2 separate regions of the Mus musculus genome follow, and region 2 is linked to region 1. Evidence: chromatin loops called from intact Hi-C (ENCODE). Cell type or tissue: left cerebral cortex. All regions are shown on one strand. Each heading gives the region's core, and the rest is flanking DNA. Links, peaks and the distances in the headings are about the cores only. Region 1 overlaps Pax7 (paired box 7). Region 2 overlaps Pax7 (paired box 7).

Evidence for each region. A loop is a pair of places that touch in the nucleus more often than their neighbours do. Peaks named below come from ENCODE experiments on the same cell type or tissue, not always from the same donor. Only the 100,000 strongest peaks of a DNase experiment are listed, where the experiment ranks them.
Region 2: a loop joins it to region 1, with 2.5 times the contacts of the local background. A loop is called at or near these places in 1 of 42 quality-filtered maps.

Annotation. Positions count from the first base shown.
Region 1 is chr4:139,803,891-139,806,795 of GRCm38, reverse strand. All of the region lies in intron 4 of Pax7 (paired box 7), which reads left to right. Among named protein-coding and RNA genes, the nearest start is that of Pax7, 28 kb to the left of the region's middle. In left cerebral cortex, for the core only: no CTCF peak of the experiment used is centred there; a DNase peak (open chromatin) is centred at 1,607.
Region 2 is chr4:139,751,244-139,754,148 of GRCm38, reverse strand. All of the region lies in intron 7 of Pax7 (paired box 7), which reads left to right. Among named protein-coding and RNA genes, the nearest start is that of Gm42334, 18 kb to the right of the region's middle. In left cerebral cortex, for the core only: no CTCF peak of the experiment used is centred there; no DNase peak of the experiment used is centred there.

The DNA of each region.
Region 1 (2,905 bases), core at 189-2,688:
TGTGTGTGTCCATGCGTGTATATCCTGTAAACTGCCTCTCTAGTGGGTTTCATTGTACTGTCAGGTGTATCTTGTTCTGTCCGGATGGGACACTGCAATAGACAAGTGTTCAGTGAGTACTCCTTGATTCTAGAACCTTCCTGAGATCCAGAGGGTCAGCTGCTTCTTCTGGGGACTGAGGCTCTTCCCTCCCAACCTCAGACACAATATGTGCCCCCCCCCCCTTCAGAACAGTCCTCTCCTGGGAATGCTGGGGAATTGACTAGCCTCCCCTGGGGAGGAGTCTTCCCCTTAAGGATAGAGATAGCAGGAAGGAGAGAGAAAAGACCTTGGACCAGCAGCCTGAGCCGGAGTCCTCTGATTCCTTGTGGCCTTCTCTGCTGGGGACCCCCACTCTCTCACTTTTCCCTTATCCCTGCAGTGGAAAAGCCCCCGTCCCAGGCCATCTAGGCCTGCGGATGGCGCAGAGGGCTTAGATGGATTGGATCATTCTTCTATCAGGGCAGCTTTAGTCTCACCCCACCTTTGCTGTAGACCAGGGCAGGTTCAAATCCTGCCCCTGCTGCTTGTCAATGGAATAACTGTGACCCAAGTCTTTATGTCCAGGAGAAAGAAAATACTATAGATAGACAGACAGACAGACAGACAGACAGACAGATAGATAAAAGTTTAGGCTACGACAAGTTTTCAGGCATCCAGGCCAGTCCTGTCTCTGCTCTGTTCTTGCCCCTGCTCCCTTTATGTTTTGTGGCTTAAGGATAGAATTGGGAGAAAGGAAAACAGGAAATCCAGATGTGTGTGTGTATGTGTACACTAGGTAGGTGGGGGAAGGGATAGCCACTGTCATTTAAGAAATTTGCCTCTCACCCCTGTCCACCCCACTGAAAGATAACTACTTCACGGACGATTCAAGCCAAACTTCCCTGAAGGAAGGGCTCTGACCCATGACCCCTGTAACCTGTATTTAGCACCTTCAAAAGCCCCAGAGAGCTGCCCAGAGAGCCAGAAGGAGGGAACAGGGGCCATCAGCAGGCCAGGTCCTGAGCTCAGGAATCCGGAGTGAAAAACCAGGAAGAATCTCGGAGGCGCTGTCTGTCCTCGCCTGTGAGTGGCCGGCCCCAGGGGTCAGTGTGTGTGCAGGGGTGGACTCGTGGAGGATGAGCAGGAGGCAGAGAGAGTTATGGCAGCTGTCCCTACAAGAGAACATAGCTCTTCTCTCTGGTTATGTTGGCTGATTTGTAAAAAGCGAACCACTGGCATTGCCCTCTGTCTGGGGTTGCCTGAGAGCTGAGCTCCTCCCATGGGCTTAGCTAGTAGTGAGGGCTGGTCTGTGTTGGGAAGGGGCAACAAAAAGGTCTGTGCCCAGGCAAGTCCGAGGATGGGACAGATGCAGTTCTTAGCTCAAGGATGTGAGCTCATGACATACACATCTTGGCCCTGTTATGGGGATAGACACGCAAGTGTGTTCCCTCCCGTTCTGTGTGAGCTGTCTCACATTGCACAGGTGGTGGGTGGCTTTCTCTGCCTCTTCCTTTCTCTCTCAGTCTCTGTCTCTGGCAGTTTGAGACACGGTCTCATTCTGCAGTCCAGACTAGCCTGGAACTCGCCCTGCAATCCAGGCTGGCAGAGAATTTCTGATCTTCCTCCTTCAGCCATCCAAGTGCTGGGATGACAGGCATGAGTCACCACCTGGCTTGGGTTTGCCTCAGTTTTCTACTCTCAGACCTCTGGGCTGGGAATAAAGCTCGTGTGGTACGAGTTGGAGGTACACGCATGAGGATCTGCGTTCAAATCCCCAGTGACCTTGTAAAAAGTCAAACACGGCCCTGTGCACCTTCAACCCCAGTGCTGTGAGGGGTGCAGTGGAGGGAGGAGGATTATTGGGGTTCGCTGGCCATGGGTCCAGCTCCAGATTCAGAGAGACACGCTGTCTCAAGGGAATAGAGTGGGGATTGATAAGGAGAGATACAGTGATCCTTCTGTGGTCTGTATATGTGTGTGCACAATGTATGCGTCAGAGACAGAGACAGAGATAGAGAGACAGAGACAGAGACAGAGAGAGACAGAGATAAAGAAAAGGGCAAGTTGTGGTCTCTGCTCTCCTTTCCTGTTTCTTGCCCCAGCTTTGCCTGTGTCCTACCCAAATCTCTATGACACCGTTCTCATATTTCAGGTAGGAAGACAGAGGCTGAGGGGGCATGGTTTGTCCCCCCTCACTGTCCCTTCAGATCTCTTTGGAAGCTGACACTGGGCAGGCTCCTGCCTTAGCTCAGCTCTTGCTCTCCTCAGACATGAATCAATCTCTCTCTCTGTCTCTCGCTGTCTCTCTCTGTCTCTCTGTGTCTCTCTATCTCTGTGTCTCTCTGTCTCTCTCTGTCTCTGTCTCTCTCTCTGTCTCTGTAGCAGGGGTGGTATCTGTCATCTTACAGTAGGAGAAGCCACATGTTGAGTTCCTGACCTGGCACACAGTGGGTCCTTTAGAGCATAGGTGCTGGTGTCTAAGAGGCCTTGGGGCCCCCATGGGCTTCCTGTGTGCACAGAGCCTAGGCTCCCACAGCCTGGCTAGCCTTTGAAGGTCAGTGCAGCCCTTTATTACCACAATTAATCACCCAGGGACAATGGTGCTGTCATGCCCTCAGCCTGGCCTTCAAGGGGCAGGGGTGGGTGGAGGGCACACGAGGGGGGTTTAAGCAGCTGCCCATTTGTTTAGGGGTGGAGAACACTTTGCTAGCTTGCACTGCAGCCCCATGTTGGAATCGGAAGAGTGTTCTCAGGGGAGGGGCAGTAGTCAGGCTGGATCTAGGGGGAGGTTTTGTTTTGTTTTGTTTTGTTTTTTGGAAACAAACAAGTTGGTTTCAGATTGTGCCAGAGTCGTCTGATGTCTGCTCAGGGGCTGGGTGTCAGC
Region 2 (2,905 bases), core at 191-2,690, 53 kb after region 1:
CCATCTACAGATTAGGGGTAGAATACCCATTTGCTAGAGGAACCGCTGCAGTGACCAGGTACAACCTTGGTGGCGGAGGTTTTTCCTCTATGGTGGCCTCCTGGGATCTCCTAGGTTGTGCCCTGTCTGTTTCCTGGGAAGTTGCCCTCCTGCAGATGAAATGGAAACCACTTGATCCAGGAGCCTCCAGGGACTCAGAGTCACTATTCACACCTACCCCAGATGTGGATTTGACTTGATGTTCCAGGCCAAATCCCATTGAGCAAATCCCATTATGGGAAAAGCTCCCTGGGCCGAGCTGTCTGTTAGCTGGCAGGGTCCATGGCCTTCAGAGCCATCGGGCACAACACACACCCCTTCCAACAAAGGGCTGCAGGAGGCCCTGCCCCCTCCCGAGTCTCCTTCTTGTGTAGCCCTGGCTGTAGACCAGGATAGCCTTGAACTCACATAGATCCACATACTTCTGCCTCCCAAGTGCTGGGATTAAGAGCACCCAGAAACATGTTCGGCCTAAAATATTTTTAAAGAAGAGTTCATAGCTGGGGGGTGGTGGCTCATGCCTTTAATCCCAGCACTTGGGAGGCAGAGGCAGGTGGGTTTCTGAGTTCAAGGCCAGCCTGGTCTACAGAGTGAGTTCCAGAACAGCCAGGGTGACACAGAGAAACCCTGTCTTGAGAAAAGAAAAAACAAACAAACAGACAAAAAGCAAAAGAAGAATTCATTATTTTCCATTTTACGTGTGTATGTGCCTACATGAGGCTGTGTACGCAGGTGCCCAAAGAGACCAGAAGAGGGCACTGGATCCCCTGGAACTATAGTTTATAGGCGACTCTGTGCTGCCTGATGTCGGTTCTGGGAACTTCCACAGTGGTCTCCAGGGTGAGAAGTTATGCTCTTTCTCTGTCTACATATTTGATTGACAGCTCTGAGAGGGATCTGAGGTTATTCTTCAGAACATCCTAGTGATCGACTTAGTATCCGGTACATAATAAACACTCAATAAATATCATTAGAGCCCTATTTGTGAATTCAGCGAGCACTTCTGAGCTCATTGTAGACAGTGGACCAGAAGCAAACACTGAGGCTGCAGAGGATAACAACACATACTTTGGGCCCACAGCAATGTCCCATGGCCCATTCATTAGATGATAAATGAGTATATAAATGTTGTCTGCCCCGGGCAATATACAATATTGCTGAATTCCCAAAGGACAGGAGGAACTGAGCTGGCAGAGAAAGTTCAGACCACAAGAAGCCCTTGCTGGAGCCCTTCGGAGTTCTTGGGTGACATCAGGTCTGGCCACTGTCCTGTGTGAGTGTCAGTTGTAGAGAGTATGTGTATATGAGGTCTCTGAGGTACCACCTCCTCTCCGTACCTTCCTTTCTCCTTCTTCCCCTCCCACCATCTTTTCTGAGCTGGCCCATCTTGGTAAAGGGCAGTACGGAGAGAGTCAAACTCCTTCAGGAGCCTCTTCCAGAAGGGAAGGGGCTGGTGAGCTGGTTCCTAGGGCCCAGCTTCCTCCAAGGGGAAGCAGGCTCTCTCTGTGGTGGGCAGGATGACCGACAGTGTCATCGTCTAGGTGAGAGCGTTGGATCTTGGTTGGGAATCAAACATCATTGGGAACAGTGGGGTCTCCCAGACCAAGATCCTGAGTTCACCCTGAAGCCCCTGCATTGGGACACCCATCTCGAAGATCTGAAAGGCACAGATGTAGTTCAGTGTTTAGGTGTCTCCACATCCTAAAAATCCAGCACCCTGCTATTGATCCTAACCTGACAGAGATGCCAGAGGCAGGGTGAGTCTGTGAGCTAGGCAGACAGACAGCACAAAGTGGTCCAGGGGCATCCACCCAACCTCAGATCTCACTTCACACCTCCCCAAAGACATATAATATCTTTGCCATCTTGGGGTGGACCACAGGGTTCCATCCAACCTAAAAAAAGAAATCCCACCAGCAGAACCTGTGGACAGCCTGCCCTGCCCCACCCCACCCTTGGCTCTGGTTTGGACCAAGTACTCAGTTTATAAAGTTTAGGTATCAAAGGTGGTGTTCTATGCCCCCCCCCTCCTCAGGCTCCCCAAGAAACAGGTGATTGCATGACCCTGGAGTAGGATCCTCCAAAGGGCTTGGATGAGTCAACTCGGTCCTTGGGAATCCATGGCTGGTGATCTTAGCCATGAACCAGGCAGGCCCTAGCCTGCTGGATCCCTGACCACTAGCTAGGAGATATGGTGGAGGCATCGCTCTCTGTGGACCTCACTGATTTTATCTGACAAATGGGTTCTTAGCTCTGCCCCACGTCTCCATAGTTCTCTGGATTGGAGACAGCATGCAGGTGAGTGGCTAAGAAGAGGTTTGAAGGGAGGGGCAACTGAGGAGGCTCGTGAGAACAGGATCCTATTTTCCCACCTCTTAGCCAGGCTCAAGGGAGGGCATGTCCCTGGCAGAGATCCCCTCAGCCTCCAGTGCACCCTCTGACTCAGCCACCCTCGCAAACCCTTTCCCCAGGATTTCAGAGGTCATGGGATTTCCTGGCTGTCCACACCCACTCAGACACACAGCCGTTAAGTATGAGAACTTTGTTCTGCCCAAGGCTTATAGAACCTGTGTGTCTGCCCTTGACCCGTTCTCCTGCCCCTGAGTCTGTGCAGGACAAGCCACTGGGAAAACCACTTAGCCCAGAGCCTCTTTCCTATAGGGTGGCATCTCCAGGAGGTCACCGGAGGCCTGGGACCCACAGAGCAGGTCTTTGAGGATATGCTTATTTGACCCCTCTGGGTGACTGTGCCCTCTCACCCTGTAGGGTCATCACTTACACTGTCAATCCCTACTGTCCCTTGGAGTGCTCGGTGGCAGGTCCTACCTTCTCTAAAGCTCTTTGGACCCCAGGCAGTCTGGGTGCA